Regions from separate parts of the Mus musculus genome. Here region 1 is linked to region 2. A link is a contact called in ENCODE Hi-C or POLR2A ChIA-PET data. All regions are on one chromosome and are shown on one strand. The core of a region is the stretch at or near the end of the contact, and the rest is flanking DNA. Distances in the headings are between cores, read along the strand shown. Region 1 holds the start of Crybg2 (crystallin beta-gamma domain containing 2). Region 2 holds the start of Lin28a (lin-28 homolog A (C. elegans)).

Region 1 (6,103 bases), core at 572-3,071, 50 kb after region 2:
CCCACCAGGCTCTGCGGGCAGCCACGAAAAGAGGCGCCGAGACTCCCAAGCTTAGAAGAGTTTTATTTGTGTTGAAGTGAGTCCCCTAAAGCATCTTGGTAGGCTCGGAGCGGGGAGGCATGGCTTCTTCATAACTCAGTAAGGAGGAATGAAATTGAGGCCTCTCTAGGCGAGTCCTAGGCCACCAGAGGGGCCTCTGAGAAGCTGCTGCTGATGGCAGAGGCGCCAGTCATCTGTGCTTTGTTTTTCAAGTGTAAGTGTAGTCTTCTTTAATCCACAGACTAGGAGCTAACCTTCCCATCAACCCCAGCTAACGAGAGCAGGAGACTGAGGCTCCGCAAGAGTAAGTCACTTGCCCAAAGCCAACCAGCCAGTCAGAATTCAAACCCAGGTCTGTCTACACCCTAGCCACCTCCCCAAACCCCCTAAGGCTGCACACCTTGCAAAGAGGTCTCTTTGGCCCTGTGCAGAGCACAGGGTAACTTGTGGTTGCTGTGTGGAACATACTATGGATCTAAAAGCACCCTTAACAAAGCCAAAGCAAGGAGGTCCAGGTAGGGGTTGGTGTGCCAGTTCTGTGCCTAGGGAGGAGGACACGGGTGATCCAAACTGGCCCTGAGAGCTGCCAGGGTACCCCAGCATAGGAAGGCAGTCTGTACAAGGACGAGGGGGTGGAAAGTGAGCTGGTTTTAGAAGCAGATGGGAAACAGGCAGGAGGGTGAGGTGGGGGACATGGGGTTCTGGTTGATTGGGGTCTAGGTGAATACAGCCTGGAGTTGGAATGTAGGAGGTCCCTAGAGAGGAAGGAGGTGACTCTCAGGGACACTGTCCTTCTGGACCCACTCTCTGCTGGAGGGTTCTTTAAGCAGGTTTGACTAATGTGGGGAAAAGGGCAGAGTACAGCCGGGTAGCACGCGGGAATGTGTGAGCTCTGCGTGCACCAAGTACAGGTTCCTATTCAAGGGCAGATGGATTGCAAAGCAGAGAGAGCTTGTTTGTTGGCTGTGAGCTGAATGGGTGTGTTCCGGAGATACGTGCATACATGTGCTGTGGTGCCTGTGTGTTCTGTAGTGGAGCGTGTGGCTTGCACGCCTACAGAGCCCCTGTGTGTTTGTGTCTCTTGGTGTGTGACCATGTGTGTGTGTTGCTGTGTGTTCCTGGCTGCGTTTGTCTAGGCGGGTATCTCTGTATTTCTGTGCTGTGTGATGTGGTGGGTCTTCGACTCTGTGAATGCCTGTCTGATGCGCCATGTGTTTGGCAGCATGTGGGCCTGTGGACTGGTTTGGCCTAGTTTGGGGGTGACTCACAGGTAAGCGGGGAGAATCCCAGGACTTGTTGGGTTAGCTGAGATTTTTTTCCCACGCTCCCCCCACACCCCCCTCAGCCTCTCCCTTCCCATACCCACACACCTTGCTTAGAGGTCACAGGTCACCTTGCTAGCAAATCCACTTGTAGACGTGGAGAAGAGAGGGCTCTTGGAACAGGCCCTTGTGTTTGCAGGGGTGGTAGCTAGGTTACTGGGGTGTGTCTCCAGACAAAGGCAAAAGTGGGGAGCTATAGGCAGGCACATTCCAACACACATGAAAAACATCTTAGCCATCTTGACTGTCTAGGGATGGGACATGTGAACTGTCAGGAGGTGACCTCCCTGTCCCTAGAAGTATTCAAGCAGAAGCTATGACCACATGCTTAAGGAATGAATGGCCATCAGGGGGTGTTGTCCCTGGGTTGGGCTGGGCCTAGAATGGCATGGAGCTGATTGCTGGGACGTCATCAATACAACCCTGTGCGGACTGCCTTCCTTCAGTTTCCCCCAAGCTGTTTCCCTGTGGCCTTGCTGAAGCCCATGGGACCTTCCAAACATCTGACTCCTGGGATATCAGCTTCTTAAGAAAGCTAGCCTTGGGTGAGTCTGGCCAGGACTTGGCACTTGGCCCCAAATAATTAGCACTGAATGAATGAATGAGTGAACAAATCGGTTAGAGCTCAAGCTTTGTCGCTTGCCGCCAATGACGAGCGATCTGGGGGGATGAAGACAGGGGACTCTGTGAGGAGGAGGCTACTTATGTGGTGCTGAGTAAGGGACAAAGTGGGGGATCCCAGGGGAGAGAACACAGCTTCAGTGAGGGTGGCAGGGTCGGGCTGTTGTAAGGAGCTGAGTTTGAGCCTAGGGTGTCCATGTGTGTCTGCTCTCAACTGACCCTGGCTAAGGAAGTCTTGGGGGTCATCCAGGACTCCCCATCCTTATTCACAGGCTGTCAGAGGCCCCACAAACTCTATCCCAGACACTGGTAACAACCAGCAGTGGTCCTGGAGTTGAGTCAGACATCTGTGGGCCTCAGGCCCTTTCATCTATGCCCCCTTATAAAACCTGAGTCACTGCTGGGCCACAGGGCAGGTCAAAGTTCTGTTTCTTCCAGTTTCTTAGGAAGGAGGGAGGTAGGGAGTGGGGAGAGAATTAGGGCAGTGGGCCTATGTCTCACTCTGGGTATAGCTGTTGGGGGCTAGGTGAGCAGGGTCTTTGGGGTCCCTAGGTCTGAAAACAGCCTTGCTATGTCATACTTGGAGATATAAGCAAGGATTGCTCCTTAAGGTCTGAAGTGAACCCCAGGGCTGAGAGGTCCCCCAGTTGGTAGAGGGTTTGCCTAGCACCTCTGAAGCCCTAGGTTACATTCCAGAGCTGGGAAAAGGAAGGGTTGGGCATGCCTATCATCTGACCATTCAGAGGAAGTAGAGGCTAGAGAATCAGAGTTCAAGGTCACGGCTAGGGAGTGGACAAAGGTTGTCTGCAGTCAAACCTGACTACTCAGTCTTCTCAACCCACATGGTGGAAGGGGACAACCCACAAGCTGTCCTCACGTGCATCGTGGGACACACACACACACACACGAGTATCCACATACATGTGCACACACATGCACACATGCAGGAATGTGCACACACATACAGGCACACACACTCACCAAATGTAACTTAAGAAAAAAAAACAAGTTCAAGACCCTCTTTGGGAACAGAGAGTTCAAAGCCGCACTGGTCCACATGAGGCCCTGTCTCAAACAAATGAGCAAACCCTGGGGGGAACCCCAGTCAGCCATGCTAGTATATGCATATAATCCCAGCCCTCTGCTTGGGAAGGTGAGAACGAAGACTTGTTTTGAGTTGGAGCCCACAGTGGGCTACATAAATGCTATCAGGCCAGCCAGAGTTACATAGCAAAATGCTATCTCAGAACATCAAAAAGAGGGGCAGGCGTGGTGGTGCAAGCCTTTAATCTCAGTACTTGGGAGGCAGATTCAGGTAGAGATCTCTTGTGAGTTCGAAGTCAGCCTGGTCTACATAGTGAGCTCCAGGACAGCCAGGACTACAAAATGAGACTCTCCCTGAAAGTATAAAAGCAAACAAGTAAATATTAAAAAAAATTTATAGAGTAGCCATCAAAACACAGACTCGGTTTACCAGATAAATATGTAAACCTATATAAACATTTATATGGGGAGTTTGGAATGTGGCTAAGCTCTGAGGTTTGGGGTACAAGTCTCCACAGCTAAGGTATGACTGAAAAATATTTTGCATCCATCTGAACCTTATAAATCTCATTGGCAAAATAGGCGTGTTTGTTTATAATTTACTAAAGATTTATCATTTGATGTGTGTGTATGTGTGTATCTGTATATATGGTTATGTGTGTGTATGTGTGTATCTGTATAAATGGTTATGTGCATGTGAACACAGGTGTTCTGGGGCAGGAGGCACTGGGTTTCCCAAAGCTGGAGTTACAGGTAGTTGTAAGCAGCCCAACATGATGGCTGTGGACTGAATTAGAATCTTCTGTAAGACCAGCATTTCATTCTTATTTATTTATTTATTATATGTAAGTACACTGTAGCTGTCTTCAGACACACCAGAAGAGGGAGTCAGATTTCATTATGGATGGTTGTGAGCCACCATGTGGTTGCTGGGATTTGAACTTAGGACCTTCGGAAGAGCAGTCGGGTACTCTTCTTACCCACTGAGCCATCTCACCAGCCCCAGCATTTCATTCTTAACTACTGAGCCGTTTCTCCAGCTCACACTTAGCTCTTAGCTCATCATGAAGTCTGCACTCCCTGGATCAGTAGAACAATGAAAGCGGAAAGCATTTAGCCAGGTGCTCCAAGAGGGTGCCCTCAACACACGGCTGCTGCTGTAGCTACCAAGACAGAAATTCCCAAACCCAGATTTCCACTTTGGCAGGTGTGGTTCACTGTCCCCGTTTAGGGAAGAAGCTAATAGAGACTCGGATGAGGGAAGGGCACAAACAAGAGGGCTGAGAAGGAGACTCAGTCAGAGTGTCTGCCTAGCACACACCAAGTCCTGGGTTTGATCTCCAGCACTGCAAAGAAATAAGATCCAAGGCGCCAGAGAGCTGGCTCAAGCGTTAAGAACACTTTCTGCTTTTGGAGAGGACTGGGGTTCAGTTTCTAGCATTCATGTGTTGCCTTAAAACTGCTCATAACTTTCATCCCAAGAGATCTGAAACCTCCTTCTGACTTCTGTGGGCTCCTGAATGCATGAGGTGGACAGCAGGCATCCAGTCAAACACACACACACACACACACACACAAGTGGCACGATGGAGTGGCACGTGTCTCTAATCCCAGCACCTCTGCACCCCCCCACAACTTCTCCACCTATGGGGCAGGGGGGGATGGTTTCAGGGGAAAGAAATCTGAGGCGTAGTACATTGTAAGGCTGAGGGTATGTGTAGGGTCCTCTGAGACCCACAGTGGTGCCCTGTCTCCTGCCTACTTCCCATGTGACTCAAGTGCACACTTGCTAACATATAGCCACAGACCCCTAAGGGGACACTGGGAAGTTCATGAGCCAGCATTTTAGTTTGCAAAGCCAGTTTGCTCTCTCTCTCTCTCTCTCTCTCTCCTGTAAAACCCCTTGAAGTGTGAACTCAACCCACCAGGAGCCTGCAGTTGAAGAAGTGACCTGCCCAAGGTCATCTGCTAGTGATCGATAGATGTCTAGATGTCAGAGACCGGACACTGTCACTGCTTGAGGCCAAACATTTTTTCTCAGCTTCTCTTTTAAGAAACCTTGGAAGGCAGAGGCAGGTGGATCTCTGAGTTCGAAGCCAGCCTGGTCTATAAAGTGAGTTCCAGGACAGCCAGGGCTACACAGAGAAACCCTGTCTCAAACAAACAAACAAACAAACAAACAAACAAACAAAGCAAACACTTTGAAGGACCCAGGAGATGGTGGTGCATGCCTTTAATTCCAGCACTGGGGAAACAGAGGCTAACCTGGTCTACAAATCAAGTGCCAGGACAGCCAGGACTACACAGAGAAACCCTGTTCTTGAAAAAACAAAAACAAACAAAACAAAACCAAAAGAAAAGAAATCTAAGAAACCTTGGTGGAACAGAGACAGAACGCAGTTCAGAAGGATTCTGTTTCCTGTTTCTTAGCCTTTGGTCCCCTGCATAGAGACCCAGTCTAGAAGCCAATGAGACCGCGACCCATCCTCTCTTCTCTCTCCTTTTGGTGTCAGGCCTTAGCCTACACCCTTTGGAGACCTGGACAATGGGCATCATTTGGAAGTGGTAAGGTGAGCCCATAAAAGTCTCTGGCGACTCCAGTCTGAGCGGAGACTCTTACTCCATTTTACAGATGTGGAAACAAAGACCAAAGGGTCACATGACTTACCTGAGGTTACTCAGCTGGGTCTGGGCCTGGCGGGTGCTTTATGCTGTGGGGACCCCTCCTTCTGCTTCCTGGTGCTCATCTTTCTCCCTTTTTAACTATCGGTAGGGAGCCAGTCCACAGGGTGACAAGGAAGATGGAAGAGACAGCTGGGTCGCCGGCCCGAGCTGAGGCCCGAGTGGTCAGTGCCACATTGACATGGCGCCAACGGCCTCCTGTCCAGGAAGAGAGCAGACACCGTTTTCACAAAGTGTCCCTGGTGTCAGGTGCCAGGATGGAAGCCCCACAGGACGTGTTTGAGCACAGCTTCCGGCGAGAAGAAGTCAATGGCTTTGTTAAAAAGGAAGAAGAGACTGTCAATTGCCAGGGTTCTGGGGAGGAGCCTGGATCCACGAACTTCCAGAGCCATGGA
Region 2 (5,331 bases), core at 2,348-4,847:
ATTCTGCCTCCCAAGGGACATTTGGCAAGATAGGGAGACATTTTGGTTCTCACAACTAATTAACTCCAGATTTCAAGATCTAAAGACCTTTGGCCAAATAAAATGGGTGTTAAGAGAAACCTGTGTCATAGCCCCCCTACCCTCAGCCTACACCTTACTGGGCACAGAATAAAGTATATACAAGTCAGGCTCTGGTGACACCAAAGAAAAGGGGTGTCACCCAACTACCGGTCAACTTGCCTATATATACAATTACTTGCAGGCCTGACTACACTACAGTGTAAGGTGCTGTCTCAAAAAAAAAAAAAAAAAAAATTTGAGCACAAGGACAGTGGTTAACAGGATGTTGGGAACCGTATTACCTCAATCTGGAAAGGTCTTCTTTTGATTCCCCCACCTTTCCCTGGCAAGGCAAATATCATCTTGAGACAATCTTCCCCTCCCCCACCATGCACTCCTACCCCATCCCCAGGGTCTGGCAGCTGAGGAAGTTCCCCTAAAGATTTCTTTACCCTCCCTACACTCCCCTTCCAAAGTAAACAAGTTCTAGAGATTAACCTGCATCTTCGACATTCCTCAGGAAGAGATACCTCAGCTCAACGACCAAACTTACTGTTGGGAGTGTGGACCAAGCAGGTGGTGGTAAAACAGCAGTTAAAAGTGTGTGGAGAGGTTTTCAAATATGGGCGCCAGCCAGGAACCTTCGCATGGGCCTTTAATCCCAAAATCCAGAAGGCAGAGGTAGGCAGCTCTCTTGAGTTAAAAGGCCAGCCTGGGTGACAGGGCAATTCCAAGCCAGCCACAGTTACACAGTGAGACACCTCCACCACCACCAGCCTCGTCTCAAAAACAAAACAAAACAAAAACAAAAAAACCCCAAAGAAACCAAAGTCAAAGCCCACGAACGAACGCAGGCAGGTCTCCAAGCCAGTCTGTACTGAAGGCTGCCTCCTGAGATGTCCTATAGCTTCCCAGTTGGTATGGCTCCTAAGTGAGGAGGCACAGCGTCTCCATTTGTCCCAACAGCAATGAACCTCAGATCAGAAGGTACCTATTCTCCCGGGCACCTCCCTACTTAGCCTTTGCAAGGAGTCAGGAAAGTGCTCAAGCCACCTTTACACCCCAGCCTCCAAAAATTGAAGAAGTTCCCCAAACCATCTCGAGCCCAGGAAATTTTCATCTCTGGGATCAGATAAATGGCCGAATCGGGGAGGCTTGCCCCCCGCTGAGGAGGGCCATTCAGTGCGGGTTCCTGCAATAAAGTGATTTAATAGATCTAAAGAGGCCAATTCCCTTCTGCCTCACAATTACTTCCTGTGGGTTATCATTCACATATGCAAATGAGATGGGGGGCACAAAGCCACCATCCAGAAACCAGCAGTCTGGTGATGGTGATGGGGGGGGGCGGTGCAGAAAAGTTAAAGGTACTGTTCCAGGTCCCTTAAAAAAGAAACAAAACACATATTCCAGAAGCCTAGTGACCCTAGGACACCAACAGCAAAGAGCTGGTCCTCAAATTCCATCAACCCAAATCTACTTAGTTTCCACTCCCCAACCTCTGACTGGAGGGCAGGGTTCAGCCTTCCCAGCAGCCCCCAACCAGTCCACCCAGCATCTCCTTCCCCACCCCTCCCCCTCAAGAACGCCATCCCTCAGGCTCCAACCCTTAATCCCCACATCCTCCTTTCCCCTCCCCCACAGCTCCTAAAGCTAACCTCCCTGAAGTAACCCCTCCCTGCCCGGCCCGGGTGTCAAGCTCGCAGGCCAGGGATTAGCAATTTTCTTCTTTCCTGGCCCAGCCTTAACCCACCAAATGTGGAAAAGGGCAGGAGCAGTAACTTCCTTTCCAGCGTGGAATGGTACCACTCCCCCACACACACACCCCGCCCCCGGTAGGATATTAAGAAAGGGAATGGCCGGGAAGAGGGAAACCTGAAGGCTCTACTCTCTTCCTTGTTTAGGGTTAGGAATGTTAGGGACAGCAATCAATGGCTGTCTGGGGCCATAAATGCCAAGCTGAGGAGAATAGGGCCAGAGGCCAGTCTTCCTCTACCGCCTGCCCCCTCGACACTGAATTTCACTCCCTACTGTGTAGCCCTTCTTTAACTGCGAACTTGGGATTGCCACGGCCAAGGAATGAAGGCCTGGGATCTTAAGGTCTTCCTTCCTGGCAGAACCGGGTGGACAGCTAGAGGTGCCTGCCAGCCCTGATCTGTAGCCAGACCTCTAGGGGAGCTTTTCAGCTCACACGTTGATCCTTCCGGGACCTGCCAAACCTACACTGGCTACAGGACCTGGCTTTGGGTGGCCACCTGACTTGAGGTCTGCATTGAAACGGGAAGAACCTGACGTCGCAGGTTCACGCCCGTAGGTTGGGTAGCAAATGGCTCACACTCTCTCCTCCCTATGAATTAGACTCAGACCTTTAGAACTCAGGGCGCTAACGCCCGGCTCAGGCCCTGCATGTGCTTCCCTGGTCGGCCTGCTGGCCCTCCCCCACCGGCAAGCACAATACAACCTTAGTTTCTGCCACATGGGGTCACCTCCCTGCCCCCTGCTCCCTTCCCAGGGGAAAGAGGTAATAGACACGTGGTAAGCCGGAGGGGTTCCCGGAAGGGGGCGGGGAGGGGGTGCTGGTAGTCAGCAGTGCCTCCTCGCACAACTGCAGTTACTACAAACTCAAAACTGGGGTGTCCCGAAAAATATGGGGACGCACAATGAGGGGTATTTATCTCCTCCAATCCGACAGGAGGGGCCACCAGCCAAGGCCGTACCTCGGAACTCCCAGCCTTTTTCTTTTTTTTCCCCTAGCAAAGTTCCAGAATGAGTCTCACCTGGTGCACAAAGACGTCCACCGGGGGGTCGAGCGCGACCCCAGCGCGGGCGGTCATAGACAGGAAGCCGAACCCCATGCGCACGTTGAACCACTTACAGATGCCGGCCCCGTGCAGCAGCTGCGGCTCGTCTGCCGCTCGGGCCGCGTCAGGCGGCGCCTCCTCTGGCGCCTTCTCCGCTGCCTTGGCGCAGCCACCTGGAGATAGGGAGGGCCAGGTGATCAGCTGGGGGCCAAGGGATCGCAGGCCCTCTCAGGGACCCGTCTGGGAGATCTCGGTGGTCAGCCCGCGGATAGACACCCAGGAGGAGGCAGCTACCAAGCAGCTGGTAAGAAGAAACCTGTCCTGGCTGCCTCCCCAAGCTTACACAGAGGATGCTGACGCCCCAAAAGTTTTGCTTGTCTTCCCACAACAAGTTGCCCGTGCACACGCGGAGGGACAGGCCCCTCCTCTTCTCTCCCTCCGCCCCCACGGGCTCGGTGTACAAGCCACTGGAACACCAGGGTTCCCTAGTCCAGAGATGGCCCCCAGAAGCAGGAGGCCATAGGGACTTGGGGGTCCCGCGGACAAGTCCGTGGGACACTTTCCCACCTCCCTTCTATTTAGACATTGGGCTCCCTGCACCCTAAGGTGTGCCCGCTGAATCGCAAGCTCGAACCTGCAAACTGCTGGTTGGACACCGAGCCCATGGTCGTCTGCTGAGCCCGTGGCCCCGGGCCCCAGGTCGGGCGGCTGCTGGCCCCAGAGAAGTCCGGAGGCAAAGGGGTGGTTCGGAGAAGAGGCTGCTACATCTTCCCCCGCACAATAGCGGTGGGAGGGCCCACGGCTTTTCAAAGGCTCCCAAATTCTAAAAGACAATGACCCAACCCCCCGCGGGCAGCCCCCTCCCCTCCCCTCTCTCCTTACCCCTCCCTTTCCCTCTGGCTCTGGCTTCGGCCCTCCCCCACTGCTCTGGTCTCTGACACCTCTGGGGTGTCCCTTCCCAGAACCTTGAGATTTGACACCCCCTCCACATACACACATCTGGAGATGGGGATCTTTTGCACTGGAAGTCTTCAGTACCCCAGAATTTGGGATCCTGCACTTTGAGGACTCAATGCGGGCATCCAAAGCGGACACAGGTGGGGGGGAACGGGGGGGGGGTAGTTTTATAACCACGTGACCACACACACACACACACACACACACACACACACACACACACACACACACACACACCACCCCCACCCCCCGGGCAGATAATTATACATTCCAGAGAGTTGGGGGAGGGAGGTGTGAGCCTGGTGGCGCTGTCCAATCAGAAACACAAACCACCTGTCAAGGGAGAAATGGATGAGCCCTCCCCCTCCCCCAGCCCCTCAGCGCCCCTCCCCCTCTTTCCCCTCAGGCCTCAGAGCTGACCCGGCTGCTTGGCGCTGACCTGCTCTCACCCCCCACCTCCGTGTGCTTAGATAGACCTGGAGTTCTGGACATTAGGAAGCCGGGATAGGGGTGCAAGGAAGCGGCTGGAGACCCCACCGAGCTGATCTGTCTTAACCTAGGTGCTGCCTCTCAAACTCGGCCTGTCTCTGGGTGCTACTGGATGCCTCAATCTCCAAATTTCAACAACAGTTTCTCTGGGTTTGTCCCAGTGAGAAACAAGCTCCTAGTTGATTCTGTGCAAAGAGTCCTTCGCTCCCTCCTAAGCCTACACCTAAAGTTGCTTCCAGGTACAGCTCCCTGAGAGAGCATGTGGAAACCTCGAAGAATGCCCTCTGTGGTAGCTGTGTTCTCATCGGGCCCCTGCCTGCCGCGTCCCGTCCTGTCCCATCCGTTGGTGGAAGAGAATAGATTGGTGGGTGGAGGCACTTCCTCCAAGACCCGGGACACTCTAATTCCCAGACCCTCCTGTTCTCAGTCACCATCCTAAATTGAGCTACCCTTCGGGTAGTATGACTGGTGAAAAGACTGGATAGAGAGAGGCTTCTCATTTAAAGAGGTAAACTCCCTACTAGAAGATAAAGAGGGTGGACCAGAGGGGTGGCCACTGCCCTGGTCAGAGATGGACAATGGCCCGGGGCTCAGTGCACGGCCCTGGCCCTGCCCCTTCACTTCCGGTGCTCAGTTCAAACTGGACAATGCCAGCTCCGGTCAGTTCCCCTCCCCCACAGCTACAACCCATTTAAAGGGACAGAGCCTGCTTTCAGGGGCATCAGCTTATCCTGAATTCAGTCTTCTCCACAAGTGTGTAGAATCTCTTGTGGTTCACACGCTGCAGTTGTGCATACATACATACATGCACGCTCATAAGCAAGTGCGTATCTAAGACAGAAAAAAGATGATGGTGTAGAGAAATGGACGATGGAATAGGAGATGACTGTGAGGAATACTGTTGTTCTCTTTTCTACGAATGTTTGCATGCGCATAAAAAGTATGAGATAGGACTTTGAGGGATGAAAAAGACTATGGCAAGCCTTGTGCTACTAAGCTGTAATTTTTAAGTATCATTAAGAGTGTC

The links. A loop is a pair of places that touch in the nucleus more often than their neighbours do. ChIA-PET counts read pairs that join two places held with the same protein, here RNA polymerase II (POLR2A).
Region 1: a map of CH12.LX shows a loop between it and region 2 (2.2-fold over the local background). The contact joins the promoter of Crybg2 here to the promoter of Lin28a in region 2. A Hi-C loop is called at or near these places in 1 of 37 maps with a recorded cell type or tissue (CH12.LX). POLR2A ChIA-PET finds 5 or more read pairs at or near these places in 4 of 5 experiments (Patski and embryonic stem cell).

The regions. Positions count from the first base shown.
Region 1 is chr4:134,066,631-134,072,733 of GRCm38, forward strand. Crybg2 (crystallin beta-gamma domain containing 2) reads left to right here and starts at 1,822. Exons shown (of 20, transcript NM_001162970.1): 1 at 1,822-1,906; 2 at 5,800-6,103. The coding sequence starts at 5,828.
Region 2 is chr4:134,015,219-134,020,549 of GRCm38, forward strand. It overlaps Lin28a (lin-28 homolog A (C. elegans)), which reads right to left and starts at 3,598. Exons shown (of 4, transcript NM_145833.1): 1 at 3,493-3,598; 2 at 2,835-3,031. The coding sequence starts at 3,523.